2 separate regions of the Mus musculus genome follow, and region 2 is linked to region 1. The links are chromatin loops, found by intact Hi-C in ENCODE. Cell type or tissue: left cerebral cortex. All regions are shown on one strand. Each heading gives the region's core, and the rest is flanking DNA. Links, peaks and the distances in the headings are about the cores only. Region 1 overlaps Gm31432 (a long non-coding RNA gene). Region 2 holds the start of Gm31432 (a long non-coding RNA gene).

Evidence for each region. A loop is a pair of places that touch in the nucleus more often than their neighbours do. Peaks named below come from ENCODE experiments on the same cell type or tissue, not always from the same donor. Only the 100,000 strongest peaks of a DNase experiment are listed, where the experiment ranks them.
Region 2: it touches region 1 in a loop (2.6-fold over the local background); 2 of 42 quality-filtered maps call a loop at or near these places.

What each region holds. Positions count from the first base shown.
Region 1 is chr9:46,503,025-46,518,463 of GRCm38, reverse strand. All of the region lies in intron 1 of Gm31432 (a long non-coding RNA gene), which reads right to left. Among named protein-coding and RNA genes, the nearest start is that of Gm22659, 52 kb to the left of the region's middle. In left cerebral cortex, for the core only: CTCF peaks have their summits at 6,987 (motif pointing left) and 8,777 (motif pointing right); DNase peaks (open chromatin) are centred at 5,614 and 6,939.
Region 2 is chr9:46,385,609-46,401,047 of GRCm38, reverse strand. It overlaps Gm31432 (a long non-coding RNA gene), which reads right to left and starts at 11,586. Exons shown (of 4, transcript XR_379351.4): 1 at 10,767-11,586. In left cerebral cortex, for the core only: a CTCF peak has its summit at 7,968 (motif pointing left); DNase peaks (open chromatin) are centred at 5,306, 5,576, 7,945 and 11,127; H3K4me3 peaks cover 1,488 bases; H3K27ac peaks cover 1,153 bases.

The sequences.
Region 1 (15,439 bases), core at 4,332-12,331:
GGTAGACAAGTAGTTTATATTAAATTTTTAAGAAAACAACCTTGTGCCTGGAGCTCAATAAATATTTGTTGACTAACAATGACAACAAAATGAGAATTAAGTACACGTTGTTTGAGTCTAAGGAAAAGAGACTCATTTTATTTCTTCAGCTCATAGATCTTCTGAAAACATTTGAGCAAAGAAATTCTAGAAGCAGTTTAAAGAGTGGCGGGGGGTCCGTGGAATAAGAACTGTGTGTCAAGGGAATTTCTCCGGGAAGACGAGACGATCCACGGCTAGAATTCCAATGGACAAGCATTTAAGGTGACCCAATTTCACACAAGAAAAGGTGGTTCTAGTCTGTTTAGTATAACTACATACTAAATTGGTAAATTGGTGAGGTGGGGGTGGGGAATGAAATGTAGGGACAGGGTATGAGGGGACAGGACATGAGATGTGGGGGGCAGGGTGTGAGAGGTAGGGATGCGACATGAGGGGTGGGAGGGTACCTAGGAGAAATAGTAAATACCAGAAAACAAACAGAAGACACAGAGATACCCAGACTGCTCAGGAGAGTGTGTTGGAGATGGTGGCTAGGGGGACGGTCAAGCCTGCTGGCTGGAGGGTAGGAGAGATGTGTAGAGGAGGCAGCTGGACGCTAAAGGAAAGTTTCCAACATCTTCAAAACATGGCACTCCCAGAAGATGACCCCCGCCGGATGGCTCACTGAGACTGATGTCCATTGCAGAGGTAGATGGGAAGATTGGCCTGAAGGGCTTTCTGGTGACCCAAGGCCCACTTGCCTCGCACCCCCAGATGGCTATGAATTCTTCTGTGATTTTATTCACCTCACACCAGCTGAGAAACCCCACATTGAGGAAGGAGAAGGACTTCAGCAGGTAGGTAGAGGAAGGTGCAGCAGGTTTAAGGGCAGGGCAAATGGAAATGGGGGTGTTGGACATCTGGTGACAGCTTGTCTCCTCTTTGGTAGGATGGCAGAGAAGGGGTGTGTGGGAGAGTAGACAATCGGCAGAACCCAGCCTATCGAAGGCCTCAGCTGCTGTGTGTTAGAGTTTGAGCTTAGTTCAGTGAACAACAAAGATCCTTCAGAGTCACTGGTAGGGGGCTGAGGGGTAGACTTTTAAAATTTCAAAACTTCGCACTTCTTATGGTTTGCGTAAGAACAGCCATAAATAACAAACTTGAAACACAGAGATCCCCCAAAGCTAGGATACAGGCCTTTGGCTTGCTTCTAGCTTAGTAGGGTGCCCTGCTTACAGAAAAAGGTCTGGGGAGATGAAAACCTCCAACTCAAGTTTTGTAAAAAGGCTGGAAAGCTAAAAAGTAAAGAGCAGCCCCGCCGAGGACCCCAGGAGCGGAGAGCAGCCCGCCTCCTTTGTGTGGTTTCGTCCATCTTGTCAGTGATGTGAGTTGCCGTTGCTGTTGTCTGCCCTGCCTAAATGAGAATAAATACACACATGGCTTATGCCCAAGCAAGCCACCTGTCTGCGTGAGAGGGATGGCAGAACGTTAAAATCGGGCTGTGGGGGTGGAGGGGAGGAGTACTTTTAAGATGGCTGCCAGCGTTGCTATGGAAATGTAATTCCCGACCAGCAGCAAATCCCATTCAAAAGGCCAAGAATGGCCATGTTAGGTCAAAAACGGAACATGAACTGGGGGAAAAGATTGCTTTTCAGGAGAACCAGACAATTAATTTAACAGAGGAACCACCCAACAAAGAGGAAAATTACAGTTACCTTACGCGAGGGACCTTTATTCAGTTAAAGTCCAATTTCTAAAAGAGTGTGCCAGGGATAAGGTGACAAGGCAATGTTCTCCATTTCCACAGAGGAGAAGTTTACAGGGAGGTGGGAGGGGCAGGGGTGAGAGGTCAAGAGGACGGTTTCCTGGCAGAAGATCTGCAAGACACTGGGCTGGATGGCTGAGGAGAGTTATGGGGTTGTTTTCCAGAGTAGGTACACGTCTCAGGTGGGTCGGGTTAATGCCTGCCAACATTTTTCAACCTCAGACTTTTCAGCGTCCACCACACCATTCTCTTACGACTGACCTAATTCACGTCCTCACTGCACCCACCCCGTCTATGTGCCAGTGAAAATAATGTGAATATGTGTGAGGTTGACCACAGCGGGATGTAGTTGCCTACTCAATTCACAGTCAACAAGTGGAAGCTAGACCCTCAGCCAGGCACTCTCTCCTCTGCGTCTCTCTCCATCCATCACCCGCCCGCTCCACTGACCAAAACACATCAAGGGAAGTGACAATCCAGTCAGCAGATATTAATTGAACCGTGATTAGGCTTGAGACAGTGTAAAGGGGTAAAGATTTTATCCCTACCTTCAAACAACTTGCCCAAAAGGAATCTCGAATATCACAGGAAGATGAAACCAGCTGCTGAGAATAATCACTTATTCCCAGAGAAGAGTTCTAGGGAAAGGGCAACCTTCCCGTGCTGGGCTGGCCAGAGAAGGCAAGAATAACATCAGCTTTTTTTTTTTTTTAATGTAGTTAAACAAACTTGACATAAATTTCTCATCCTAAGCATGTTGTACTGGTTGGTTTTGTGTGTCAACTTGACACAAGCTGGAGTTATCACAGAGAAAGGAGCTTCAGTTGGGGAAGTGCCTCCATGAGATCCAGCTGTGGGGCATTTTCTCAATTAGTGATCAAGGGGGAAGGGCCCCTTGCGGGTGGGACCATCCCCGGGCTGGTAGTCTTGGTTCTATAAGAGAGCAGGCTGAGCAAGCCAGGGGAAGCAAGCCAGTAAAGAACATCCCTCCATGGCCTCTGCATCAGCTCCTGATTTCTGACCTGCTTGAGTTCCAGTCCTGCATCCTTTGGTGATCAACAGCAGTATGGAAGTGTAAGCTGAATAAACCCTTTCCTCCCCAACTGCTTCTTGGTCATGATGTTTGTGCAGGAATAGAAACCCTGACTAAGACACATGTTTAAGTACACAACTCAATAGTGTTACATACCTACCTGCCTGTCATACAACCCGTGTCCAGAATGGAAACCTGACACCAATGTTTGTTGAACAAGTCTCCATTTCCTCTTGCCCCACTCTCCAGGTGCCCGATTCTACTTTCAACCTCTATGAATTTGACCACTCTAAATTCCCCATTGCTGTGGTGCCAACACAAAATGTTCCCCCCAAGATGCATGTGCTCCCCAACTGGTATAGGGGAAAGTTCTGGAAATTTCTGCAGATGCAACCAAGCTGGAGGAAGCGTCACTGGGGGATGAGGGTGAGCAATTAAGATTGTTTTGTCTTTGACCTCTATTTCTCTTTTCTCCTCGTCCTCCTCTCCCTCCTCCTCTGCTTCCCATCATGAGGTAAATATCTGGATGGCTCCCTCTCCACAGACTCCCTCCATCATGATGTTTATCCTCGCCACAGGCCCAGAATGAATGAAGCCAGGAACTGGGAGTGGAACTGTTCGAAACTGTGAGCACAAATCAGCTATGTCAACCATTCTGTCTTTCTGCAAGCTGCTTATCTCACGATAACATCTTCAAGGTTTACCTTGCTTGGAGCATGGAACAATATTCTCTGGCTTGGGGCTGAGTAGAATTTCTTCTTATGTATGGAACACCTTCTGGTTTCCCATTAATCTGTCTGTGGACGTAAGGGTTGCTCCCATGCCTTGGCTGTGGTGAGCATCACTGCTGCAAGTTGAATATGTAAGCATCTCTTCAAAACCGTTCCAGTCCTTATAAAAATGTCCCCAGAAAGGGAATTGCCAACACATGGTGATTCTGTTTTTTCAGTTTTTAAAGAGTGGTGTTGTTTTCTAAATAGGCTCTTACCATTCTGCATCCCTATCAATGGAACACAAAGTTACAACTACTTCTTTACCAACTCTTCCCTCCCCTTCTCTCTCTCTCTCTCTCTCTCTCTCTCTCTCTCTCTCTCTCTCTCTCTCTCTCTCTCTCATCTTTCCTCTATCTGGCATAGAACATATTATCTCATGTGGCTTCAATTTATATTTTTCTAGTGGTCAATGATGTTGAAAATCTTTTCATATGCTTGCCATCCACTAATGTACATCATTCAAAAAAGAAAAAAAGGTTCTGTCCTTTGTGATTTTTTTTTAACCTCGGTTATTAGGTTTGCTGAGTGGAGTTTGAAGACAGTAAAAGCCTAGTCAGATAGAGATGGGCTCATCAGAAGTCAGCTGGCCCGATCAGAATGCTTCACAGAAGGCTAATGTGGTATGCTGATGAGATGGGCATGGATTCCTGCATTTGAAAGACCAGTGTCCCACGGTTATTTGTTCAGGGTTTTGGCTTGCTGAGGATCCCAGACTTGTATTCATTGCTCAGCAAAACTGAAGCTCTATAACACACAATGACCCCAAGGTATCCTGTCCGCTAGTTCCTTTTCTGTTGCTGTGACAAAACATTGCAACCAAGGCAACTTATAAAAGAAAACAGTTACGTGGGCTTATGGTTCCAAAGGATTAGAATCCATGATGGCAGAGCAAAGGTGTGGAGGTAGGAAAAACTGAGAGCTCGCATCTCCAAGCACAAACAGAAAACAGAGAGAAATGACAAAATGATATGAGTCTTTTGAAACCTCAAAGCCTGCCAGCAGTAACATACCTCCTTCAACAAGCCACGCCTCCTAATCCTTCCCAGATAGTTCCACCAACTCGGGACCAAGTACTTAAACATGAGCCTATGAGGGCCATTCTCATTCAAGCCACCACACCTGTTACAGTATTCAGCCTGCACTATTGGAAATGTTGTCAGCATCCTTCTTCACCCCAAGTGGTATTAAAGCAGACCTTCACCTTTTTAGCTGTATTCCTAGTATACACTACAGTGCTTTCTTTTTGTTTTATCATTGTTGGGTGTTTGGGGTTTGGTTTGATTTCCTTTTCTGAAGCAGGCCTTTGTTATATGGTCCAGGGCAGCCTTGGACTCAAAATCTTCCTGCCTCTGTCTCCCAGGTTAGCATGCCTAGCCTATTTTGTTACAGCCTAGCAGTGATTATGACCTTGAGTCCTGCCTACCTCCTGCTAGCTTGCTGTGGCCAGGACAAGAACCTGTGGAGGAAGGTGGCCAATACAGTAACCAATCTTCAATGCTATGGCTAGCTCAACTGTCTACCTTTCTCAGGTCACGGGGTTTCCTGCTGTCTACCTCAAGGGCTGTTCTTTCAGCTGATGGATTTGATGGTCTGGAAGCCAAGGAGCCAGATCTATCAGCACTGAGACCTCCTTTGACAGTCCTGCTGTCATGGCCTCCACCACCCCTACCCTCATCCGCACCCCATGCCATTTCCCTGACCAAACACCTGGCCACACTCATCAAATGGCTTTTACTATATGTGGAAATGCTCCTGGTACACTATCACCAAGCAGGTGACACAACAGTGTTGCTGCATGAAGCTTCTGTTAAAGGACAGAGATGCAGAGACCACGAGAAAGGGAAGGACAAGGTGAATACCTCAAATGTTAATAATGGTTGCTTCTGGAACATAGAATATGAATGATTTTTTTCCTTTGTGCTTTTCTGTATTTCCCAAAATTTTTACCATGAATATGTATTGCTTTTGTAATCAGAGGAAAGGACAGCACATGGTAATTTTTAAAAGCCTTTGTTGGGCTGCCTGCCCACTTGGGCTTGTAGCTTTTGTGGATCCCACACAGAAAATTATAGAGTCCTGTCTCCTCTAAACTCATCTCAAATACAGGGACAGAGCTGTCCAAAGAGTCCAAGACAATCTTGGGGAGTACAGAACAGCCTTTGACCTCAGAGCAGTCCTGAATGGATGGCCTGCTCAGGATGGAAAAAGACAAGGACATGAGGTAAGCGTGTTTGGAAACCTGGGGTCACCCTCATCTTGCCCCCCATTCTCTAGAAGGCCTTCAATCTTCCCAAAGTGGAGAGAGAGAAAAGCACTTATGCTAAGTACAAGAAGTTAGTCAGCCTCGTGGACAAGGTTAAGAAAAGCTAGTGGGGGGAGGGATGGGGCGGGGCACCACAAGTGGCAGGGTTCAGCTCCACCCTGCCCTCTCTCCCTGCTGATGTCACCACGTGTTTGAGGGCCAAGTCCCGTGATAGAAATGTGCTTGGTAAAGGAACTGGGAAGAGTTCAAAAGATGGAGAGGAGATGGAAAGACATTATCTTGATTTGGATCTCTGGTACAAACACTGGCATATCCTGGGGTTCCAGTGCCAGCCATTTCTTCCCCAGGAGGAAAAGCATCATGGGTCCTGATGACAGTCCCAGCTAAGCATGCTGCTTCTAAGGCAGTGCCAAGCAAGGGTGGTGATAACATCCCTTTGCACTGTTCCTCAGAAGATAAGGTCCAGGCACTGCCTCTGTCTGTGCAGAAGAGATGAAAGTTCTAACCCCCATGCAGCCTGCTCAAGAGCATGTGGGCAATTATCCTACGATTGGACAGGAGAAGGCAACTGAGGGTCAGAGGAAAAAGCAGCAGTGAGCCCATGGACATAGTATATCCAGAACTGCAGCCAGGGGTCCAGACTCCACAGTCAGGTGTATCCCCAAACCAGCAGTTACTTGCAGGAGTTCACTCGCTTTTCAGACAAGGCCAGGCACGTCTAGGGTAGGATGGCTGTAGACTCGCACATTCCTCAGATCTCCAGGGTGCTCTTCCCAGGACAGGGAGGTGGACTGGGTTTTGAAATTGTGTGTCTGAGATCCCACAGCACCCTTCTCTGCTCATGCCAGTGGGCCAAACTCCTCATCCTAGCCCCCAAAGCCTGCAAGTCTGAGAAGCCAGGTCTCCGCCCCGACACAGCTTCACTGCTTCCAAGTCACCCCACCTGATCACACCATGCCCACTCCTTTAAAATCCAAGGCTCTGAAGGAGAGATCCCTGATCAGGGCACGTGGGTCCTGCTTGTCTACCAGCACAATAGGATAACTCTGAGAACGTTCTCCAGGATGCTTCCCCGAGCATGGAGCACACTTTTGTGAAAATTAGAACAGGGTGCCCTCTCCTGGCGGATGAATTAGAACACAAAGCCCCTCTGCCCAGGCTATGGGGGTGGACCTTGGTCCCAAGATTTCAGCCCCTCACTTGGCTCAGGGAAAGGGTCTCTTGTGCTGGGGATACAATGGGATTCCTGCACAAAGACCCAGAGGCTGCTGCTTAATCCTGCCTATCTCCAGCATTCACACACTGTCTCTCAAGCCTGGTCCTTGTTCTTGCTGATCAGGAAGCCTCTGTCCCCTGGCCTCCAACTCTGTCACTGGTCTGGGTTAGATTCCCCCCCCCCCGCAACCCCCCTCCCGTACTCTGATGGTGATGAGGTCTCATTCCCCTGGGGAACTAGAGCACTTTCCCACCCCCAGGAACCCCCCTCGGAGAGCTTCCTTTACTCTCTATTTTTAGTTTCTTGATTGCAAGTGAGAAGTCAGAATCAGAGAATGCTGGGAAACTGTAGCAATAACCAACCCAGCAAAGTGGGTAGCCATGTGGGGAGGGTCAAGGGGGTCCGAGAGGCAGAGATGGCAGCCAGGGTACCCAGGCTATAACTGGGGTGGATAAAGAGGGCAGAAGATGGGCGAGGCATCCTGTCTACGGGCCAGTGGCCAGGGACAGCTAAAATCAAGCCAAAGGGCCACTCCGGACCATCTAGTACAATCCCCTCTCTCCCAGGGAGGAAACTGAGTCACACAGCTAGGGAGGCAGTGAGTGGCTCTGTTTCTGAAGCTTTGTTTTGATATGTATGCAAATTGGGGCTGAGAAATGGGCACTCCCCACCGAACCACAGTCACATCGAAGTACACCTTACCTCTGTATCCAAACCTGAGCTCAAACACCAGGCACAGGCCAGATTCATCAGGCTGCCCACCAGGCTGGGCTGCTCTCAAGCCCTTCTCAGAGAAGAAATGGCTTTGCCTCCACCAAATGCATCCTCTCCCTCCTGGAGACAGGAGCGCTTCCCCGATGTGGCAGGGCACTCCCTGAAAGAATGAACTTCGGTGCAATTGGCAGTTATTGCTGGCAGTTTATCAGTATTAACTGATTAGGCCTGAGATGATGGATCCCCTGTCTCAAAAAGCCCTCTGCCCTGCGCTGCCCCCAGGGGCAGCCCATGCAACCTGGCTGCTCCAAGCTGCCTGGGGGCTAGCCTTCACTCAGCTGCCCCCACTCTGTGCTGCCCTCCCCCAACCCCCAGCATAAGAGACATTTAAATAAATAAAACAAAATTCAAATGAAGACACTAAATCTCCCCGGCGTTTAATTGATGATCATTATGCTTAGGAACCTAAACTCTTTTAATTTCACTGCGATGCAGAGATGAATTATAGAATTACAGTCGCCAATTATCAATCACGCCTTTGCTAGTGTCTCCTGGCTGCCCAGCCAGTTCCTGCTCCCTCTTGCAGGCTAGGGGTTGAAGAGGCAGGATAATGGCACAGGGAAAGTGATTGCAGGAGGGGTCTGCTAGCCTCTGGTGCTGGCTCTGCTCTCTCTCTCTCTCTCTCTCTCTCTCTCTCTCTCTCTCTCTCTCCTTTCTCTTCCCTCCCTTTACTCTCTTTCTTCCCCATCTCTCCTTCCCTCCCTCCCACCCTCCATTTTTCCCCTCTTTTACAATTCCATTCCTAACATGCTGCTTTTCATAACTTAATAAAAATAAAAAATAAACCAGACAATTCAAAAAAAAAAAAAAACCTTTTCATTTACAGCCCAGCATTTAATCTATTTTGTTCAGGGGACAGTGTGCCATCCCCAGCACTGGGCAGAATTCCAATGGCAACTAGTGTGTCCGACCCTAAAGCAGCTGCAGTTGGGCTGCCTAACCCAGCAGCCTGCAGAGGGAGATGCGTTCTGGTAGCCTGCAGAACACCACCGCTGCCCAGGCTGCAGCCTGAGCTTCCTGCACCCTACGCTGGGGTGCTCTGGCCTCTCCCTCCTCTCCTCCTTTACCGTGAAAATAATAATAATAATTTGAATAATAATTTCCACCAAAGCTGGGAGTGATTTGCATTTGTATAGTGCTCTGCAATTTACAAAGTGCTTTCACGTGCATTATCTCATTTGATCCTTCCAATAATCCTGAGAGGTCTGGAGAGCAGGTATTTTTGTTATTCAAACGTTTATTCATTCATTTGACTAACATTTATTGAGTTTCTACTTTATACCAGACCCTGGGGATAGAAAGACCAGAAGAAGGAGAAGAAAAACACGAGCCTTTTCCCTCAAAAATACACAGCCTGTTGGAATGACCTACTAAGTGTACAGGATACACAGCCTGTTAGGATGACCTACTAAGTATATAGAGTTAACGGCCTGTTTGGAACAGTCTGTTGTAAATACTAAAATATCCCAGTATGGGTTCCCTCCCTACTTTAATGGTTTATATTTTTGGAAAAAAGACATATATTGTCTTTATATGTTAATATGCCTTAAGCAGCACAATAGTTGGGCAATTGTCTACCCTCTTGTTGTTAGATCTACCTCCTATCCACAACCCAAGTTGTTATTTACTGGTATCTGGGATGCTCATAGCTCCAATTAGGCATCCCTCTGAGCCATGGTCTCTTGTTCCCCAGCCCATTCTGGCTCTCCTTTCTCCTCTCCTGCATTTCTTCTCTATCCAATGGTGGCTTCTCCTCCCTCTCTCCTCATCCTTGTGTGGACTCTCTTGTCTTTGGGACAAACAGTTTTGAGGGACTCAAATTAGTATTATAATACAAATAACGTTAGGCCAACCCAGTACAGTGACCTACTAAGTGTACAAAATACACAGCCTGTTTGGGATAACCTACTAAGTGTATAAAATACACAGCCTGTTGAGACAACCTACTAAGTGAATAGAATACACAGCCTGTTGGGACGACAGTGCTCCCCTTCACAGCAGGAAGTTGAGACTTAAGGGACTTCGAAGCCAATGATAGACCACTTCTGCTGCTTTGAGTTTTGTGCCCCTCCCCCAAGTTATTACAATGTCGCCACAATCCTCAATTCATCTACCTGTTTAAAAGCACCAGTCTGAGGGCCCTGGAGCCAGCTCAGTATGTGGAGCACCAGATGTGCAACATGGAGACCTGGGTTGGAATAGCTATCACCTACATTTTAAAAGGTGGAGAGCAATACAGGAAAATACCCAATGTTGATCTCCTCTCTACCTCACACACACATGCATGACCATACAAGTGCAACCACACCAACATGTATACTATACATACAACACACACACATGCACATGCGTGCGCGCGCGCACACACACACACACACACACACACACACACACACACGGTGGCTAGGTGAATTCATTAATATCCTTGGATTCCCTGAAATACATATACTGGAGGGATGGGAGAAAAGGAGAGGAGAGGAAAGGGGAGGGGAGGGGAGGGGAAGGGGGAAGGGGGAATGGAGGGGGAAGGGAGGGAGAAGGAAGGGGGAAGGAAGGGGGGAGAAGGAAGGGGGAAGGAAGGGGGGAGAAGGAAGGGGGAAGGAAGGGGGGAGAAGGAAGGGGGAAGGAAGGGGGGAGAAGGAAGGGGGAAGGAAGGGGGGAGAAGGAAGGGGGAAGGGGGAGAAGGGGGGAGAAGGGGGGAGAAGGGGGGAGAAGGGGGGAGAAGAGCTTAGTTTAGGGAGTTGCTGACACCAGAAAATCCCTTAAGACCAAGCACATTTCACCACATTTAGAAAAAAAAAAAAAAAAAAAAAGGCCAGGGGCTGATTTCCCAGGCATCCAATGTCTTGGAATTCCTTCTGAGAAGACTTTGCCAGGAAGCCTCTGGTCGAGTCTTTGTAGTTGGTTGGTTGGTGGTTGTTGTAAGTGTTTTTGTTTGGTTGGTTTTGTTTTGTTAAGGACTATGCCTTATCTCCTACAGGAGTTGGTGCTGGACTTGTCTGAAGCCATCCATGGCTCTGTTAGCTTATCTGCCCCATCCTAGTGAAAGCCAACTCTCACAGTCTCTCTCCTGTCCTCAGCTGGCTTGTCAATCACCCTAAGCCCCTCAACTGTAGCACCAGATGGAGGTAGAACTAGCCTGGACTGGGCCACTCACCCTGATTCACCTCAGAGGTGGGTCCCTGCATGCCCTAAGCAGCAGGCCGTAGTCTTGATGGTGCCAAGTCACTATCTTTGTCTCTTCCCACAGAGTTAAATTTGTCCAAGCAGAGGTCCTTTAGGGACCATTGTCTCGGTCAGAACCCACCACTCTGCCTGGCCAAAGCCAGGACAACTCTATCCTGTCACCAGCTGGCTTCACTGGCTCTAGCCATGGGCCAGGCACCCAGCCATGCTATAGAGCCAAGCAGCCTTGGCATGGAACAGTCATGTAATACTCTCGTTGGTCTTGGAAGGCTGGGATGCAACCTGGACACTGTAGAAACTACGACTCCATCCTTAGATAGGGAAGACATCCCAGTCTTTCTCTGGTCCTGATGTTGTCCTTCTAAGTCAGATCCCATAGCTGCTCCATCACTGCCCTACGTTGCAAGGACAGAACAAATGTCCTTTGGCTTCCTGAGCTCCCATCTCCAGGTCACACCACTTTGCTCCCAAGCTGAACCATGTCCTCTGCACCCCTCTAAGCTCTCCCTCCACAGTCGACCTTGTGAGCATCTAGTTATCCATAAAAACCCACCTCCGTGCTACCACCTCCCCTGAGAAGCCTTCCAAGCTGCTTCAATGCCACTACCAAACCAGAGCTGACAGCTGTCTTCTCTGGGAGTCCAACAAGGTGGTTCATCTGTCTCCATGACTGCCCTTGCCCTGAAAAGGGGGCTCTGACTGGGTATTAATCTTCCTGAACTGGAGCTCTGTCTTGGGAGTTTATATTAAAACCAAGAGTCTCACATCTGGAAAAACAAATAAGTAAATAAACAAACAAAACACCTAGTCCTTAGCAGACCAGGGTGACCTATGCTGAGCCTGTCACTTGGAGCTGAAATTTTTACTTCCCTACAATTGTGAAACCTGTTTTCAAAGCTGTCTTGTTGACACCCAAGGTGCAGCCATGAAGTGCCTCTGGCCATGTAAAGGGTTTTCATTATCCAGGCCAAGAGTCCAAAAGAACTAGAATAGAGTCATGTGACCAGAACTGAGGCACATTGGAAGCCACGGAGAACAGGAGTCTGAGAGAAATGCCCATGGCCTGTCCAAAATGGCAGTGGACAGTGGAAGACCCTGTGAGGTAGCTACACTGACCTGAAGGTCCCAAGATATCAAGCCTGGCCCTCCTGTGACAGACTACCCAACTCAGCCCACACCTTTAACTCCATACAGTGTTTAATGGATCCCTGGTTCTGTGGCATAAACTCCCCACTCATCCTTCAACTCCACAGAAGTGGCAATATCATTTTACAACTGACTTAATAGGAGAGACAGAGACAGAAAGAGAGAGAGAGACAGAGACAGAGACAGAGAGAGACAGAGATTCAGAGAAACCAAGTGACTTTTCTGCACTCCTCCAGCTTGTTTCAGCACGGCTCTCAAATGTGGCCTTCTCTGGTTCCAAAGTCTAGGCCCTTCAAGGCCTTCTCTCCCTTCTTCTCTCTCTCTCCCTTCTCTCTCCCTCCCTCTCTCCGATACACCCTCTCACTTCTCCCTATTCTCCCTCCTTCCCCTCAATACTCTCTCTCTCCTCTTTCTTTCATGTAGTCCACCCTGGCCCTGGCCTCTCTAACTAGCCAGGGCTGACTAAGCTTCTGCTCCTCCTGTGTCCCTCTCCTGCCACACCACCACTCTGTACGTCTGAAGTGCTGGAAATGGAACCCTGTGCATGCCTGCTGAATACCCATCAATCAAGCTACATCCCTAATGGCCAGCATCACTTTCTTACAGGGCTGTGGTAGCCAGGTGCTCCCTGGGATACGGATGCTGGGATGAATAAGGGAAGGTGTTTCTCAATAGCCATGGCCTTTCTGTTTGCAATGGAGTGTAGAAGAGGATTGTTGGAGAGGAGGATGCAGGGGAAGAGATCGAGGTTTACAAGAGTCAGGGAGAAACACAAAGGTCCCAGGTAGCCTTAATCTCAGCCCTAGCCATCAGAGCAGTAGTTCTCAACCTGTGGGCCACAAGTCCTTTGGGGTTGTGTATCAGCTATTTACATTCCGATACATAACAGTAGCACAATTACAGTTATGAAGAAGCTACAAAAGTGATTTAGTGGTCAAGGGTCACCACCACACGAGGAACTGTGTTAAAGGGTCACAGCATCAGGAAAGTTGCAGGACTCAATCAAAAGACACAACGGCCACCCTTCCCTCCATAACCTCTCTCTTTCCCTAGGGCCAAACAGCAATCCATTATCATATTTGCTTCTAGCTGAGCTGATAAAATAGCCTCACCCCAGCCCCTGTGTCATGGACAGTATTGACTTCTCTAACCATGGGAAGATGGTAACCTGGACCTTGCTCTCCTACCGCAAAGGCTGGATGAGCAGGCTGCCTGATGCCCCCATTCTGGAATACAGGGGGTAGCAAGTGCTGAGCAAGGGCAGGGTAGCCACAGAAGGACTCTGCAGACCTCCAGTGCAACCAGCTGCAGAGTTTCAGAGGTGACAGGTGAGCTACCAACCCAAACCAACCCCTGTCTTCTTCCCCAGGCCCCCTCCTTCCAACCTATCTCTCTGGCCCAGACCCCCGTATCTTCCTCGGAGCTTCAAATAGCTGTCTCGGAAATGTGAAGTGCTGTTTTCTCCTAATTACAAAACTAACAGCTGACAGCACGTGTCCCGTCGTTTCTCCAAGCTAACAGCCCCATTAGGACAGATCCTGCTATCGCCCTTGCCCCTCCATATATTTTATGAAGCCGCCTCGCCTCAAAAGTACTCAGCGTCTGGCCCTCCCCTCCTCCCTCCCTCTCTCTTTTAAGATGGTGGCTTTGTGAAAGCAGAGGGAGGAAATAAAGCTTTTTACTAAAATGTCACTCTAGGAAGTGGAGGGGGGACTTCCTAATAGGCCGTCGGAGGCTTGCTTTTTTTTTTTTTTTTTTAAGTGTGATAAATTTGACCCATCTTAAAAAGACAGGCCAGTGTTGCTTATCAGCCGTGATTTGACCAGATAGCCGTTTCAAAAAAAAAAAAAAACAAAACAGACACTGGTCTTTTTATAATAAATGAAAGCAATAAAATCACGAGCTGGGCCAGAACTGTAATTAAGAATCAAGCCCAGAGAATGGGGGTGTGTCAGTGGAAGGCCATGAAGTCTTTGGGCAGGTTGCCATGGGCACCGCTGGTTGGGGACCACCACAATGGGGCACTTGGGGGCCCTCACCATAGGAGGCAGGGGGACTCTTGCCCTCTGCCCGCTTCTTTCTCCTAATATTCTTGAAAGAGCCCCATTTCTGGACAGATGGCCCTGGGGGGTGCAATCTGGGACATACTACCCCCCCCCCAAAGCCCAACTGAATGTCTATTTGAAATTCAGCCAGGAGATCTAGTCCTTGCTCTGTCTGCACACAATAAACACCCAGGCTCCCTACCCCTAAAGAGCTGCCTGTGGAACACAGTCTCCATCTCTGGCTGCTGCTTTGCATTTCTTTTTGGCTTTATTAAAACTGATTTTCTATTTGCACTATAAAAACTGATCTGATTAAATTTCCATTTTTCCCCAAAGACTGACTCTCTCTCTCTCTCTCTCTCTCTCTCTCTCTCTCTCTCTCTCTCTCCCTCCTTCTCTCCCTCCCCCATCTCTCCATGCCCTCCTCTTGGTCCTATCCCATAGACCTCTCCACTTTTTTTTTCTTATCCCAAACAAATAATTCTTGATTATCCGCCCTCCTTGTCCCTCTTATCCTCCACTGGATCCCAGCGCAGTTTCCATGGGGATGGCGCTCGCTCCGAGGGAAGAGAGAAGAGGGAGCTTAGGCAGTGAAACTGATGAGGGGTGGCTCATTGGAGGACCAACAGTGAAAGGGGTGTTTCTTGGACCCGTGGCTGTGAGTGTAGCCCTGAGGCTGACTTGTCCCTCTGACAAAGCCAAGGCTATGGGTTTGTCACTTAGCTGAGTCACTTAGCTGACTTAGGCCTTGCAGTCAGGGCCCCACGCTGACCCCTCTTCATGGTAGGGAAGGGAATGGGTCAAGAAGCACACAATCCCCTATGTCTTTGAGTTTCTGAACCTGCCCCATCACAATGACTCATCCAGGATGTCCTGTAGGGTGTGCACTAGGTCAGTGAAACTCGCACAACCAAAGGAGGTTCCATCTCAGAGAGGACAAGCCATTGGCCTATCGAAAGAGACCACCATGGGGTGACGGTGCGGGAACCTGTGTGCTAACTACTGCACAGCCCAGACAAAAACCCAAGAACAAGAACACAGACAAGCTCCTGCCGCCGCAGAGCTGAGGAGGCAGAGGCTCAAGTGAAGGGACCAGCCGCAGAAGCAGCTCCCATCCGTCCTTCTAAGGGCCACCTCCCTGCAGAGCTCCTCAACCCACCATGTTCTCCTGCCCCCACCCTGCAGGTCCCCTTGGTGCTCCTGCCCTTAAAGCTGCA
Region 2 (15,439 bases), core at 3,558-11,557, 120 kb after region 1:
TCCTGTACTAACTCCGGAAAGGACACCCTGGGCTGGAGAGATGGCTCAGTGGTTAAGAGCACATCTGCTCTTGCAAAGGACCTGGGTTTAATTCCCAGAGCTGACATAGTGGCTCACACCCATCTGCGACTCCAATTCCAGGGTATCCAATGACCTCTTCTGGGCTCTGCAGGCATCAGTCACCATTTGGTGCAGAGACACACATTGCAGGCAAAATATTGTACACATAAAATAATGAAATGATAATATTTAAAAGCACAGACATATCAGGACTGGAGAGATGGGTCTGCGGTTAAGAACACTCACTGACTGCTCTTCCAGAGGTCCTGAGTTCAATTCTCAGCAACCACATGGTGGCTCACAACCATCTGCAATGGGATCCAATGCCCTCTTCTAGTGTGTCTGAAGATAGCAACAGTGTACTCACATACATAAAATAAATTAATTTTTTCCAAAAAGTATAGACATAACAATCTAATGGAACAGTGCTGAGAACACACTCACACACACACACGGGGGGGGGGGGGGGGGAGGTGGCTAGAGAGATGGCTCAGTGGTTAAGAGCAGTGACTGCTCTTCCAAACCATCTATAATGGGATCCAATGTCTTCTTCTGGTGTGTGTCCTCACATACATGAAATAAATCAGAAAGAAAGAAAGAAAGAAAGAAAGAAAGAAAGAAAGAAAGAAAGAAAGAAAGAAAGAAAGAAAGAAAGAAAGAAAGAAAGAGGAGAGAGAGAGAGAGAGAGGAAGGAAGGAAGGAAGGAAGGAAGGAAGGAAGGAAGGAAGGAAGGAAAAAAGAAAGGAAAGGAAAGGAAAGGAAAGGAAAGGAAAGGAAAGAAAAGAAAAGAAAAGAAAAGAAAAGAAAAGAAAAGAAAAGGAAAGAAAAGAAAAATTGAAGCCTGGGCCTAGCAGGAGGGAGTTGCCCATGGGGGGGGGGGGCATGCTTGTCCTTGGGGCCTACATCTGCTTGCCTCTTCCAGTATTTCCCTTTCTGGACTTTTTAGTCACTATGGTAAGAAGAAGTACTCTGCTGTCCCCCATGATGGACGGACACCCCGAAACACTGGTCTAAAATAAACCCTTTCTCCTTTTAAGTCATTTCTATCACATATTTTGGTCACAGCAACCAAAAAAAGAAAGAGATAGGGAGAGAGAGCAGGAATATGTTATCAACTGAGAAGGCCCCAGGTATCACAGTCCAAGTCATGCATTAGGCAAGGCTGAGACTCTACATAGAAAACACCCCAGGGTGAGATGCCTCTGCATCAGTGACCAGAGAAACTTTGTTTCCAATGTGAGATGGTGGGGCAGATGCTGGACAGACAACCCAGAGCCAAAAGGAAGGCGTTGAATGGAACTAAAGTGTTATCATTCCTAGGCAAGGCAGGAATCCCAGCCTTGAACAAAAAAAAAAAGTCATTAAGATTCTTAGGCCAAGTCTCACCGTGCACACAGTGCCTGAGAGCGCTGTCTCTCTCATTTTGATCCCCTTAGCCAGATCCCAAGCTTCTCCCCCATCTCCCCTCAGGTACTCACTGCTCTGGGATGCTGCCTCCTCCTGCTTCATTGTGATCTTCCCCTGCACAAGGATCAGAGTGTCCCATCAGGCTGCTAAACTCAAGATGGCCCTGGGCAGGTCACAGACTCTCCCTTTGCCTCAGTTCCTTTATGCCAAAGTGAGAAACCTGGACCCAGAACTGGTGAAAAGACTTCTGAGTGCCAGCCAACTATTCTTTTGACCATTGTATTGAGAAAGATCCCAACAGTTCCAAAGCCTGGAAAGTTCTAGATCAAAGTCCTGCAAATTCAACGTCTAATGAAGGTTTGTTTCCTAGATCATGGCAGAAGAGGGGAGGGACATCTCCAGAGTTCCTGTCACTGGTCCCACTCATGAGGGCTCCAACCTCATTGACTCCACCACGTCCCAAATGTCTCACTTCCTAAAATACTACCCTGGAGGCTGTATATCAACGCGCACACCTAGAAAAGACAAAAACAATCTGTCTCTAGCAGTGAGACAGAGGAGAACAAGAATATAGATACCAGATATTTCCCATAAGCAATGCTACATGCAAAGTCCTTGGGCCAACACTCCAGAGCCTCCAGAATCTAGTCTATATTTCTAAGGACTCCATTCTATGATGCTCAGTCTTGGTTTCTCACACAGTCTCCCTTCTTCGTTGAGGTCTCTCCCTCCTCCAGCAAGGATTAACTGATTATAGATCTTCAGTGACTGGAGCGGCCTTGTGAGCCTATCTCCCTCATGACAGGATGCTGACAGGCCTGTTCTTGTGTGAGCCTTGTGCAGACAATCACAGTTCAGCAATCCTGAATGCAAGGAACTTGTCATGTCCGAGGATAGCCCATCCTTCCCAGTTCTTATGCCTCCACTCCCATTGCCACCACAGTCTTCTGCAGTGTTCCCCAAACCTGGAAAGAGATGGCATAGTCACCCCATTTAGAGCTGAGCAGTCAACACCCACTTATTCTCAACCCTTTGACCCACTGTGAGTCTCTGCATAAATGCCACCTACTATGTAAAGAACCTTCTCTGGCCCAAGCAGACAGCAGCTCTGCTCCGTGTGGGAAAGACATAAATATTTTGAAGGTTTTTTGTGTGTGTGTGGGGGGGGGGGGGTTATTGTTGTTGCTTTTAGAGAGAGGGTCTCGCAGAGCCAGGGATGACCTTGAGCCCTGATGCCCCTTGGCTCCCCCTGCTAAGCACTGGGACCATGGTTAGGGCCACTACTCTTACCTTACGAGTCTCACCCTGAATGAGCATTGTTCTCTTATCCGCCCCTGTGTCTTGATGCACACCTCCCCTTGCTGACTGAATAGGATAAATCCTGAGAAAACCTGGAGCATGGTAGGCCCTTGCTAAACTCACTCCATTTGCAAGTGTACACTTACCACCTCACCTGGCCTGCCAGCTCCTGGGTGAAGTGGTGCCCCACCCTTCCCCAGCCACAAATGCCCAGTATACAGACACCTCAATAACGGTAAAACCTACAACAACAAGAAACAACTTGCAGAGCAGGAGAAAGGCAAAGGATCTCGCAGGTGCTTCAATTTCCAGGCTGGCAGGAGCCTGCTGCATCCTCTCATCTGGTTGTAAAGCGCCCCATGTTCATTATTTTAACAGTGATTCGTGATCAAACGATTTAGTGTTAATGTGGAGCTAATGTATAAATCCATACGGGTCCCACCGTCCTTTAGCATTAATTACACGAGGTCATTATAAGGCTGGGAGTCCACTGGGTTTACTGCGTTCAGCAACTAATGACAAGGCCCACTCAGCCACTTTGCTCTCTGTCTCTGCCCTGCCTCTCATATCTCTGCAGGGCTGGCTGCCGTGGAGCAAGCTCACAGCTATCAGAAGATGGAGATCCGGATACCAGGAGCTGGGGTACAGAGATGATTATCGGGAGGGCTATTCAAAGAAGCCCAGCCTCACCCTCCAGGAGCTAAGATTTCATAAAGATTTAAGAGCTGTAAGTGACCAAGTACCAGCTTGGGAGGTCAAAGAACAGAATTCTAGAGGCTGTGCAAACCATGGGTAAGATACGGCTCCTCTCTGTTCTCTTCAGTTAATTAAGGAGCCTGGACAAGCCAACCTTAGCTTCTCCACCTAGGAGTTACCTCTTCTGTACCATTCAGACCTTAGTTCACACACCAGCTCCCTCATCCCAGACTGACCACCCTTTGTGAGCCATGCCCCATCACTCTGTGAGCCACACCCCGTCATTCTGTGAGCCACGCCCTGTCACTCTGTGAGCTACACCCCACTACTCTGTGAGCCATGCCCTATCACTCTGGAGCATCTCTTCTGTTTGGTTTTCTTTATGAATTTACCTGCATATCTACATATATATGTATATATGTTTTCTAGTGTATTGCTTCCATTCTCTCTTCTCTGTGAGCCCCACCACCACTGGCCCAGACTGGTGGCCTCATCCATCTCAGCTCTCACTTCAACACCAGCTCCCACACAGCACTGGGCAATGGTAGGAGCTCATTTCTCCATCAACTGAACCACTAGGTATAGCTAAAACCCTTCCAAATGATAGTGGTGCCCAGAAATCAAGGGCCACTTGTGAAATAGGTAGAATGGGACTCGAACCCCAGAGGACTGTGGAAAATGAGGGACTGAGTGCTAAGGAGTGGAGGGAGGCAAGCAGCCGGGAGAAAAGGTAGGTGCAACCTGGAGAAGCCACCACGGTGAAGAGCTCAGAGCCTTGGCAGCTGCTGCATCATCAGGCTTCCGGCCAAGACCATTCGGGGAAGCTATGTTAATAATCACACTGCAAGAGTTCCTTGCAGCAGGAACAAGCCCCATCCAAGGCACTGCCATGCACAACACTCCACTCCATTCTCCTGCCATCCCCTTAGCACAGGGAGGGGGAAGTCCTTTGCCGTTTAGACGCAAAGAGCTGATAGCACTAATTGTTCATTTGTATGGTGTTTTCTGGTTCCCAAGAAAGTTCTCAAGAAGAGTTGGCTCAGGGAGTCATGTGGCTTGTCCCTGTCATTTCCCCTGCAGGTGGCCTAACTACCTCAAACTCAAAACTTTCCACAGCCCAATGGCCTGTTTTTTTTCAGATAAAGAAACTAAGACAGAGAGCAAATATGGCTGGTGATGACATAATTGGCCATATATACACACATATTTATATATGTATACACTCACGCCTATTCTTACACATGTATGCAAGATACATACACATATACACAGAACAGCCTATGTTATTTATGGACTCAGACTGAGATCTGATGAGATCAGGGAGGGGACAACCCCCTTCCAGACTGAGCATCACCGGAGGGGTTGCCTTGAAAGATTGTGGTCCCAGACTCCTAGCATCTAAATCTAACATCCAAAGCTGGAAACAAGGCTAGCAAAGGATCCAGTCTCGGCACATCTAGTCTGGGGTCTCTGTTCTGGAACTCTCTGCCTTTTTGCCATAATTTCCAACTGAAATATCATGTCACCACACATGGAGCAGACCCTCAATAGACTCCTGGGGCAGGAAAAGGCAGGAACCAGGTGACTTGGGCAGCTTGAGTGTCTCAAGTGGCCTCTGTGACAGGGACAGTGGGGATGATGGGGACCAAAGCAAGCTGAAGACATTAACTCTGCAGCAGGGGCTTTACCGCAGCCAGCAGCTAGCACACGAGCATGCTTGAGTTATCAGTTCTTACCACTGTTTGATGAAAGGCCAGACGTGTGGATCTCGGTTGGAAATTCTAGAACTTTAAATGCTGGCATTTAAATGTAAAGCGCTGCGTGGGCCAAACAGAATGTCTTGCAGTGAGTTTCTTTGTTTTAACAGCTTTATCGAGGTATAATTGATATGCAAAAAAACTGCACATATTTAACGGTACAGTCGGATGAGCTCGGCCATATGCGAACTCCCGTGAGACTACCCCAAAATCAGATCCAACACACACACACAGACGGGGAGAGGGGTAGGATGAGAGAGAGGGGAAGGGGAGGGAGAAGGGGAGAGGAGGAGGCGAAGTGGGAGGGGGAAGGGGAGGACGAGGGAGGGGGAAAGAGAGAGAGAGCACTTTGCTTACACTGTGTCTATGATAAGAACATTGAAATGAGGGCTGCCCTCTTACAAAGTTTGCAGTGGCCACTGTTAGCATTCAGAACTGTTGAACAGTCATCTCTAGAACATATTCAAAACCCGTCTTCTCACTGAGTGGCCTTCACCATTCCCTCCCCCTCAACCCCTGGTAACTTGCTCCAACCCTGATACCACCAAGAGCACTCTCGGCTTCTGTTAGTTTGACTTTTTAAGCATCTCATGGAAAGCAGGAGTGTAGAGGGCGAGGCTCTGGGTTCCATCTCCAAGGTCACATACGCTTGAGTGCACACACTCATGCACACACACACACACACATGGAAATGGATATGGATGCATACACATGTGTGTACACATGCACACAAACACACACTGCTGAAATCATGCAGCCCTTGTCTTGGGACTTAGTTCAGTCTACTGTCTTCCAGGCTCACTGCCACGGTGGCAGATGACAGGGTCCTCTAAGAGTCTACTGTGTATAACACATTTCATCATCTGACAATATGTCTCTACCTGTGATGCAACAATGTTATATTCTTAATGAACCAGATAAATTTAGCTCTGTATGGAGAAGCCGGGGGGTGGGGGGAGTGGGGATTTCCTTAAAAAGTAGCCCTGGGATCACAAACAATGGAACCCAAAAAGTACAGGTCTCCCCCACCCCACCCCCAAATTTCTAGAGTTCCCACCTAAGCCCTGGGAACAGGCTACAGGGCAAAGTGGGCCTTAGAAGGTCTTGGGACACATTGTAGCATAGTTTTAAGTTCCAAATCCCCACATTTCATCCAGTCTTGACCAGGTCTCGAGAGTCAGACTTGCTGTCCCACTGAGACCAGAAAAGCCCCCCAGAAGAAGCTCAGATGCCCCTCCAGGCTCCCTTAGAAGAGTTCCACCTGCTCCCAATGCCCCATCTTCGGGCCACTTAAAAGGCAGCATGGTGGCACAAGCCAGCTGTCACTTAGGCACTTATGGGCAGAACCGCGGAAAAACCAAACCACTGTTATTACACTTAATAACCAGTTTCTACCTCATCAACTCATTGGCGTCTGACAGGCGCTGTTAGGGTGCCAGCGCCTTTGGCCTAACAAGTCAGCCCTGGAGGGGAGGGGCCACCATTGGAGTTGACATCAGCCTCCTTCCTCTCCTGCCCAGTGCGGAGGACACCCACCCCAGGGCAGCTGAGGCTGGCCTGCCCTTTGCCCCACATGCTCAGAAGCCAAACAACATCACCAAAGCACCCAAATCACCCAGACAGTGCCGCTGGGGTGGGAGCCACAGGGAAGGGCTCAAGCAGCTAAACAAAAGCAAGCAGGGGGCCTGACAGGTGCCTGCTGTCCAGGGTTGGACACCTGTTTGGATCCCAGCCTGTGACAGTGTGGCCCGTAAGTGATGTGTTTCATCTCCGCAGCCCCACTTTGTTCATTAATAAGAGTGGATGCCTCACTGGAGTGTGTGCCTACACCAGCCCCGCCTCACCCACCCCCACCCTCAGAAAAAGGCTGTGGCGGGGGCTAGGGCTGGGGCTGAGACGATAGAGCGCATGCCTAGAATGCATGAGACCCTAGGTATAATCCCAGCACCTCTGGGTATGATTCCAGCACACCTATAATCTTAGCAGTTGCAAGGCAGGGGCAGGGCGGGGCGGGGCGGTGGGCGTGGATAGAGACAGGAAGAAAGGGTTCAAGGTCATCTTTGGTTACAAGTGCGTTCAAAACTAGTCTGGTCTACATGACTCTGTCTAAAACAAACGGCAAACATGCAGATGATGAGAGCCAGGGAATGCTGAGAAGTAAGAACTAAGAAATACTTCTTCTTGGCTTAGTCCAAGGAGGTGGGCTCAGGGCTATCATTAAAAGAGAAACAATCAAACCTGCCATTATCGTCATTGCTCTCTGTTTAGAGATGGGAAAACTCAGAGAGGCTGAGTAATTTACCCAAAGGTAACCCAGCCAGTAAGTGGTAGAGCTAGACCTGGCAGGTAGGCAGAGAGAACGGAGCCACGTGTCATAGCCTTCTCTGTCCCTTCTGCCTCTGTCCTTCCCCCACAGGATTAGCTAGGGTCTCTGGGCCCGCTCCTGCTTTGCTCTGCTCTGATACAGCAAATAACCCTGGAGGTTTAGGGGGCAGTGTGGGAACTCCAGTCTGGGCTGAACTCTTGTCAGTGTGCAGCGATTTTACCTGTCGCTCTGTATGGCGGCCTCAAGAGCCACATGTTCAATGGAACCAGGCCAAAGCCATAGCGCCCACCTCCAGAGCTTTGAATAAAAAAGGGCAAACCCTTCCTGGGCCCAGCACACACACCTGTCCACCTGCCGGCCCTGGTCCTGCCGGTGTCTGCAGTGCGGGCTGGGAGCGGTGTAGTGCCGCCATCTATCGGCCCCTCACGGAATTGCTTCCCAGCTGCCAGGCGGGGCAGCCGGGTCCCAGCGCCGGTCCTAGGGTCCTACCAGGTACCTGCAGCCTGCCTTCTTCCCGGTGCACCTGTCCTATGAGTTCCCCCGGGAGAGGGACACTCAGTGGTCACAGAAGGCATCCCTAAGACACCAGTCGCGCGCAAGGACCCACAGAGGGCCCCTTGGCCTTTGGAGATGGCATGGTCCCAAAGTTCCAGGGTTCTGAGGTTCCCTGGGTGGGCAGTGAGCCAAGCACAGGGCAGAGACAGGAAGGTGAGTCGAGAGGGAATCACAGGCTTTTACCAGCTCAGGCCCGTGCTGCCCCTGAAAAGTGGACGTGGGAGTGATGGGTGTGTGTGTGTGTGTGTGTGTGTGTGTGTGTGTGTGTGTGTGATGTGTGTGGTATGTGTGTGTATGTGTGGTTTGTATAGTATGTGTTGTTTGTTATATGTGTATTTTGTGTGTGATATTTGTGTGTGTGTGTGTATGGTATGTATTGTGTGTTGTATGTATAAATATGTGTGTACATGTGTATGTGTGAATGTGTGTATGTACATATGTGTGTTTATGAGAATGTGTATGGTGTGTTTAATGTGTGTGTTTGGTGTGTGTTGTGTATGTGTATTACATGTGTATGTGGCATGTGTACATGGTATGCATGTAGTGTGTGAAGTATGTGCATTATGTGTGTATACATGTATATGTGTGTACATGTGTGTACATATGTGGACACTTTGTGTGCATATGTGTGTCTCTGAATGTGTATTTATATGTATATGTGTAGATATGTGTACATGTGTATATGTATGTGTATGTACATGTGTCTGTGTACATGTGTGTACAGGTCAGAGGTCAAATCTGAAGACTTCTTTAATCACTCTCCACTTTGCTTTTCTGAGACATTGTCTCTCACTAACTCTGGAGTTGTTATGCTTAGCTAGACTGGGCAGCCATTGAGTCCCAGCAATCCTCCTGTCTCCACTTCCTTATGACTGTACTCCTGTAGCTGGCTTTTGTGTGGGTGTGGAGATCTGAACTCGCGTCCTCAGGCTTGCACTTTACTGACTGAGCCATCTCTTCCCCTACCTCTTGCTTTTCTTTAAGCTTAATTAAAATTCCCTACATTTCTACAATGCCCATCTGGAAATATAATTTCTGTTTGTAAATCTGTCTGAAGGCAAATTTGCTTTTAAATGGAGACATAATCATCTTAGAATAGAAAGGGACGCGTTCTTGCCCAGATGAGGAGAATTGGCTCAGAGACATCTCCAACGTGGCAGCAGTAGCTGGTGGCCAAAATGAACTAGAACTTCCCATGAAGAAGGGGCCTCTCTTGAAAGAACAGCAGGGTTCTCCCTGACTCTGACTGGAACTGTCACCCACAGCACCTGGTTTTCTGCTTGCAATCTGTCTCCCACATTAAGTGTTGCAGGAAGTTCACAGTCCTATGTGCTAAGGTGGTCTCAGTGTCTGTGGTCGCACGCAGGAAACTTGTCCGTGAACACATGTTGTATAAGTGAATGAATGACTTGGGGAGTGCTCCCTGGAGAGTGTGAGGCCCGCATCCCTTTTTAAAGGGCAGTGCTATAAGCTGGAGACGTGCTCACCCAGCATGCACAGGGTTCAACCCCAAGCATTGCATAACCAGACATGGCGGCACACCCCTGCAATCCCAGCACTTGGGAGGTGGAGGAGAGGGTATCAGAAGTTTGAGGTCATCCTTGACTACATAGTAAGGTCAAGGCCAGCCTGGGCTACACGAAACCCTGAAGAAAGAGAGAGGCGGGGAGGAAAGGAAAAAGAAAGGAAAGGAAAGAGAAATGACCACTATGATGAGAAGGCAGGTAGCATGAGGGGTTGAGGGATGGCCCAGAGCTGATGCAGTGCAGATGTGTGATCGGGTACTTGTAAGGGAACTGAGATCAACAAAACAGCATGGACCACCCTCCTCTCTGTCCAGTTTTCTGAGCTATGCCAACCCCTGGTTCTGGTTCCTTGTCTCCACCTGAGAATGGGACAGAAGCTAGGCAGATCCCGCTCTAGCAACCAGAAGGGACTCACTGGGGTCATCAGGCCTGGATGGGCGAGAAACATATCCTGAAGTCCCCTTGTCCCTGTCTCCAGGAGACCTTGAATGCCATCGTAACAGCTCAGTCTCCCAGGTGTTTAATCTAGAGACACACAGAGAGAAAACTCTAGAAATAGTAAAGCCAAAGCAAGAGGGCAAGGAGGCCCAAATGAGTACAAGGTCTCATTTTTAGAGACCTCTGGAACATCTCTGTTACTCTAGAAACATAAAGATGCATTAAGCCAATGGTTCTCACTTTTCCTAACACTGCAACCCTTTAATACAGTTCCTCGTGTTGAGGTGACCCCCAGCCATAAAAATTATTCTTGTTGCTACTTCATAGCTGTAATTTTGCTTCTGTTATGAACCATAATGTAAATATTTTTGGAGATAGAGGTTCGCTGAAGGGGTTGCGACCTGCAGGTTGAGAACGGCTGCATTAAGCTGTAATGACCACACTGAACAACGGAATCCACCTACTGTGTCTAAGTACAGACATCAATGACTAAAAGAAAAGTGATTTTTTTTTCAGCAGAGGGAATAGCTAAATAATTCCTGAACGAAAAATATTAATAATTTGTCTGGAAAAGTCCCTCAAAAGGTTCCTAGAAGAAGCTTTTTGTTACAGATATTACCAAATGCTATCTGTCAAGGAGTCCAAAAGCCCTGTGCACCTCCCTCCAAGCACAGACAGAATGGAAACACACCCACAGTGTACCTGCCGTATGCCAAGTCCTGTACCGGGGTCCTGGGACGCACTGACTGGTGTGACACCGGCAGGGGCACCTGTAGATCACAGGCAGGGGCAGCTACAGAAAAGTTCTGCCAACAGACAGCTGATCCATGGCAGCTCATCTCTGCCCTCACCTCGGCTTTTGCCGGGCTTCTCGGCTTCTCGGGACATCCTTATATCTGGTGCCTTTGGGAAGTGGGGTACACAAGCTAGCCTGGGGTCCTGCTCTCTCTTCCCTCCAGCACCTCATGTTCACTCATGCCCGACCAGAACTGAGCTTGCTCTGGTCCTTGCTTTGGACTCTGAACTTAGTACTTGTTGCTAGGCTACAAAAAGCCTGCTAGCACCAAACCCTAAAGAGCGAGCTTGCTGAGAAGGGCGGGGCCGGGAAACCTAAGACAGAATCTTTGTCTCTGCTTCCTGAAGGAGAAACATGAATTCTAACTGGAAGATTACAAAGAGAAAAAGATACAAGGCTAGCCCAGAGAAATCGGAGAGGTAAAAGCAAGAGAGGTGTGGAGGGAAAAGAAAGAGGAAGCAGACGCTGGGACAGGGGGCGGGGAGATCCGCGGAGGTGGGGGGGGGGGATGAGAGAGACAAAGAGATGGGGGCTATAGGACAGTTTACAGTCCAAGGCGGGGAGAAAGGAGCCTTAGAGAGAGGGAAGATCACGGAAGCAAGGAGAAGGGGTAAGGCTCTGTCTCTCCAGACAGCCCGCAGTCCTTCCACCCTCCCTCACCCACCCTCAGCAATGGCTGAGGAAAGAGGAAGGGAGGCAAGAAAGGAGGCAGAGGCAGCAGTAACCTTGGAGACAGAGCCAGGCAGATGGGTGAGGGGCGACTGGAAGGAAGAGGGCTACCGCCTGGCAACAAGTCCCTCTACCAGGAGGGGTGGGTGACAGACAGACCCAAGAGAGTGGTTTAGATGAGCTGGGGAGGGGAACGAGACAAAAGATTCCAGGAAAACCTAAAGAAGCCCAGGAGTCAGAATAGAGAGAGAGGTTTTTACTGAGAATCAATTTAAGGAAGAAAGAGCGGGGAGTCTTGACAAAGCAGGAACAGAGGAGGAGCTGCCTCAGGTGGCAGGGCTGAGGTGAGGAGGGGCAGGGGCCAGCACTGGGCAAAGGGACACAGAAGAGATGGTCAGGGTGGGCGGCAGCCAAGCTGAGATCCTTGCCTGAGACCCTCTGGGTGCGTTCCTGAAGCCGCCAGCCCCAGCCCCCTGACACTTTACATTTGTTGGTGCCCCCAGTGGGTGATGACAGGTGGGCCCTGAGGGAGAGGGCTTGTGGGAACAATAACGCGTGTAACTTCTAACATTTGTGGACTGATATGGAAACTGAGCTGAACACACACACAAGAATGGCAAAGTGACAATGGCCAATGAGAGAAACCAGTCTTCCCCTAGGGACCAGGCTTGAGCCGGGCTCTGGAACAGACTGGGGCCAGGGGCCGTTTGGGGGAAGTAGCCCAGCAGCACAGACCAGGATCTGCTGGGCCCAGCGCCTTGACTTTGGGCGGGTCCCTTGTTCCTGCATCTCCCTCCCTTCGTTTCCAAGAACTGTTTAAGAGTACCTGTGCCTTGCCCTGCTCAGTAAGGGGTACTCAGTAAATGGCTCTAATTCTAAGGAATAAGTAGATGAGCTGCAGGTCAGTCAGAGCTACGGAGGGAAACCCTGTCTAAAGTAAAATAAGAGGAAAACACTGATCTACAGTAACAGGAAGGAGTTAGAAATGAGCTGGAAACTGGGGTACGCCTTCACAAAGACATGAACAACAGTGGAGACCGGGTGACCACTGTCTGAGACGCATCCCCCTCCCCGTGTGGTCTCAGACAGGAGCCTTCCCAGAAGCACTTGGAAGAGACCTGGCTGCTATCTCAACAAAGGTGTCTGGGCTCATCTTTTCCAGTAAAATATTTGAAAGGATGGTGTTTTTAAATCATACCCACAGTTTATTTATTTATTTATTGTTTGTTTGTTTGTTTGTTTGTTTGTTTGTTTTAGAGACCACTTTTCATTTTCTAGCCTATGAGTCAGTGTTTGGGGCAATGGGACTATCTGACCACTACAATATACACACACATCGAAGAATCATGTCCGCCCCACAAGCTGTATAGCTATTAAATGTCGGTTAGAATATACAGTAATTAAACTATTTTTGAATGAAACTTAGTTCCCCTTCAATTGAATGTAACCAGTCTTGGTGACTTACTTATAATAAAAAAGCATGAGGCAGAAGAGAGAGGGTGGCCACTAACCCCGGAAAGTCTGAGACACTGCAAGGACTGGGTCCTTGGTAGCAGGCATGCGGACCTGGGTTTAATCCTGTCTCTAGCACTACCAACAACAATTCATTAATTTAAAAAACAAAAACAAAAACAAAAACCCAGCATTACAGGGGCTAGAGATGGCTCAGAGGTTAAGAGCACTGACTGCTCTCCCAGGGGTCCTCAGTTCAATTCCCAGCAACCTCATAGAGGCTTACAACCATCTGTAATAAGATCCAAAGCCCTCTTCTGGTGTGCCTGAAGACAGATACAGTGTGCTCAAATACATAAAATAAATTAATTAGCCAAAAAGAAAAAAGCACATGACAGCTCCCTCTCTTGGACTCCTGCACTTTAGGAGAAGCCATGCTATGGAGACAGGTATCCTAGAGGTCTGTGTTGCAACTAACTGGAGCCTCTTACCACTGGCCAGGACAAACATGCAACCAAGGAAAGGTTATCTTGGAAGCAAGCCATAGTCAAGCCCCCAGAGAACACCATAGCCCTGGCCAGCATCTTGTGGTGTCTACAACCACACAAGAACTGCGGAGCCAAAACCACCTCGCCGAGCCAGTTCCTGGCCTGATTATGTAGGTGACAGATACCGGTGGCTGTGCTGAGAACCTTTATGCTGGGGTCGTTTGTTACACAGCAAGGGCAGGCTAATTTGAGGCTGGGGATGAGACCTGGATCCACCCCATCCCACAGCAGTGGCTTTAATGGACCTGGGCTTGAACGAGCTGAGCCTGGTCAGTGTGCAGTGCAGAGGGATCTAGCTGTATAACCCTCGTGAGCAAGCCAAGATAAAAGAGTATAGGGAGGTCTTTAGTTACCTGGACTCAAACCCTTATCTTCCCCGTAATATCTCTGTTTCAGGTTCTCAACTGTAAAATGATATGGATGACCTGCCCTGGGGGATGGTGTCCACATGGTTTGCAGAGCTACATAAAAATCAAAGGGGAAAAAAAAAAACTCACTGCATAAGGACAAGTTGGGCCTCTGCAGCACACGGGGCTCCCAGCCCTGGATGCCAAGGGCTCGGGCCTCATTCCTTTTCCATTGCCCTGGAAAGTGGCTGTAGGCTCCGAATTCAATTTTAAAATGAAGAGAGGAGGGGAGAGACGAGAGGGGGAGACGGGCAGGAGAAAGAAAGAGGAAGGACAGAAGAGTAGAAGAAGAAAGGAGAGGAGGGGAAAGGAGAGGAGATGATGGGGAGGGGAGGGGGGGACAGAAGGGGGCGAAGGTTGCAACTCAACGGTAGAGCACTTGCCTAGCATGCTAGTGGCCCTGAGTTTGACTCTCAGCACTTGGGGAAAAGGAAAAAAAGGGGGGATTCCAACCATTTCTGCAACATACAACTTCTCAGTCTTCTCACTCGGCTTATGGAGCTGATCCTGGCTTCCATTCCTCCTCACAGTCATGGTTTCCATAGGGAATGTCTCCCATAGGCCCGGGTGCTTTAACACTGAGTCACCAGCAGGTGGTGCTATTTTGAGGAAATATATAACCTCTAAGGGATTGTACCCTTGCTGGAGGAAGTGGGTCACTGGGGGAGGGGAGTGGACCAAAAGGTTTGATGCAGACTCTACTTACTGTCTAGTTTTGCTTCCTGTTTTGTGAAGATATAAGGAGGTGAACAGTCTCAGGCTCTACTCTTTAAGGCACGCTTCTCTGCCACAGTGTACTGTACCACATCAGGAGACAAAGTAAGTCCTTTGTCCCCTAAGCTGTTCTTATAGGTATTTGGTCACAGTGACTACAAAGTAAATAAGGCGTTCACTTTGACACATTCACTCTGCTACCTCTCCTAGCCTCAGACTCTTCATCTTCTTGACAGGGCTAGCCTGGGTCACTGCAGCAGCTGGGAATGTTAGAAGAGACCAGAGCAAGGGTCTCGTAGGCCTTCCTCGGTGTTTGTGATGACAGTGACAGTGGCAATTCTCTCACCCAGGTCTCCATCACAGAAGGTACTCTACAGAACAGAATTTTTTGAGATGTATTTTTATACAAGTTAGGGTCGGTGCATGGAAGTGCATGTGTCTGTGGAAGCCAGAAGCCCCAGATGCCCCAAGGCTGGAGTTGCAGACAGTTGTGAGCTGCCCGATGTCAGTGCTGGGAACCAAACTCAAGTCTTCTACAAGAGCAATATGCGGCCTTGACTGATCCATCTCTCCAGCCCCACAACACAGATTCAACTCAAGGATTCAGACTCCTTTCACAGGAGGTCTTCGGTAGCGCTTCTATTGCTGTGATTAAAACACCATGAATGACCAAGGCAGCTTAGGGTGAGCATGGTTGATTTCGGCTCACAGATGTAAAGTCAACCATCCAGGGAAATGAGGGCAGGAACGAGAGTCAGGGACCTACCTGGAGGCCGGAGCTGGTGCAGA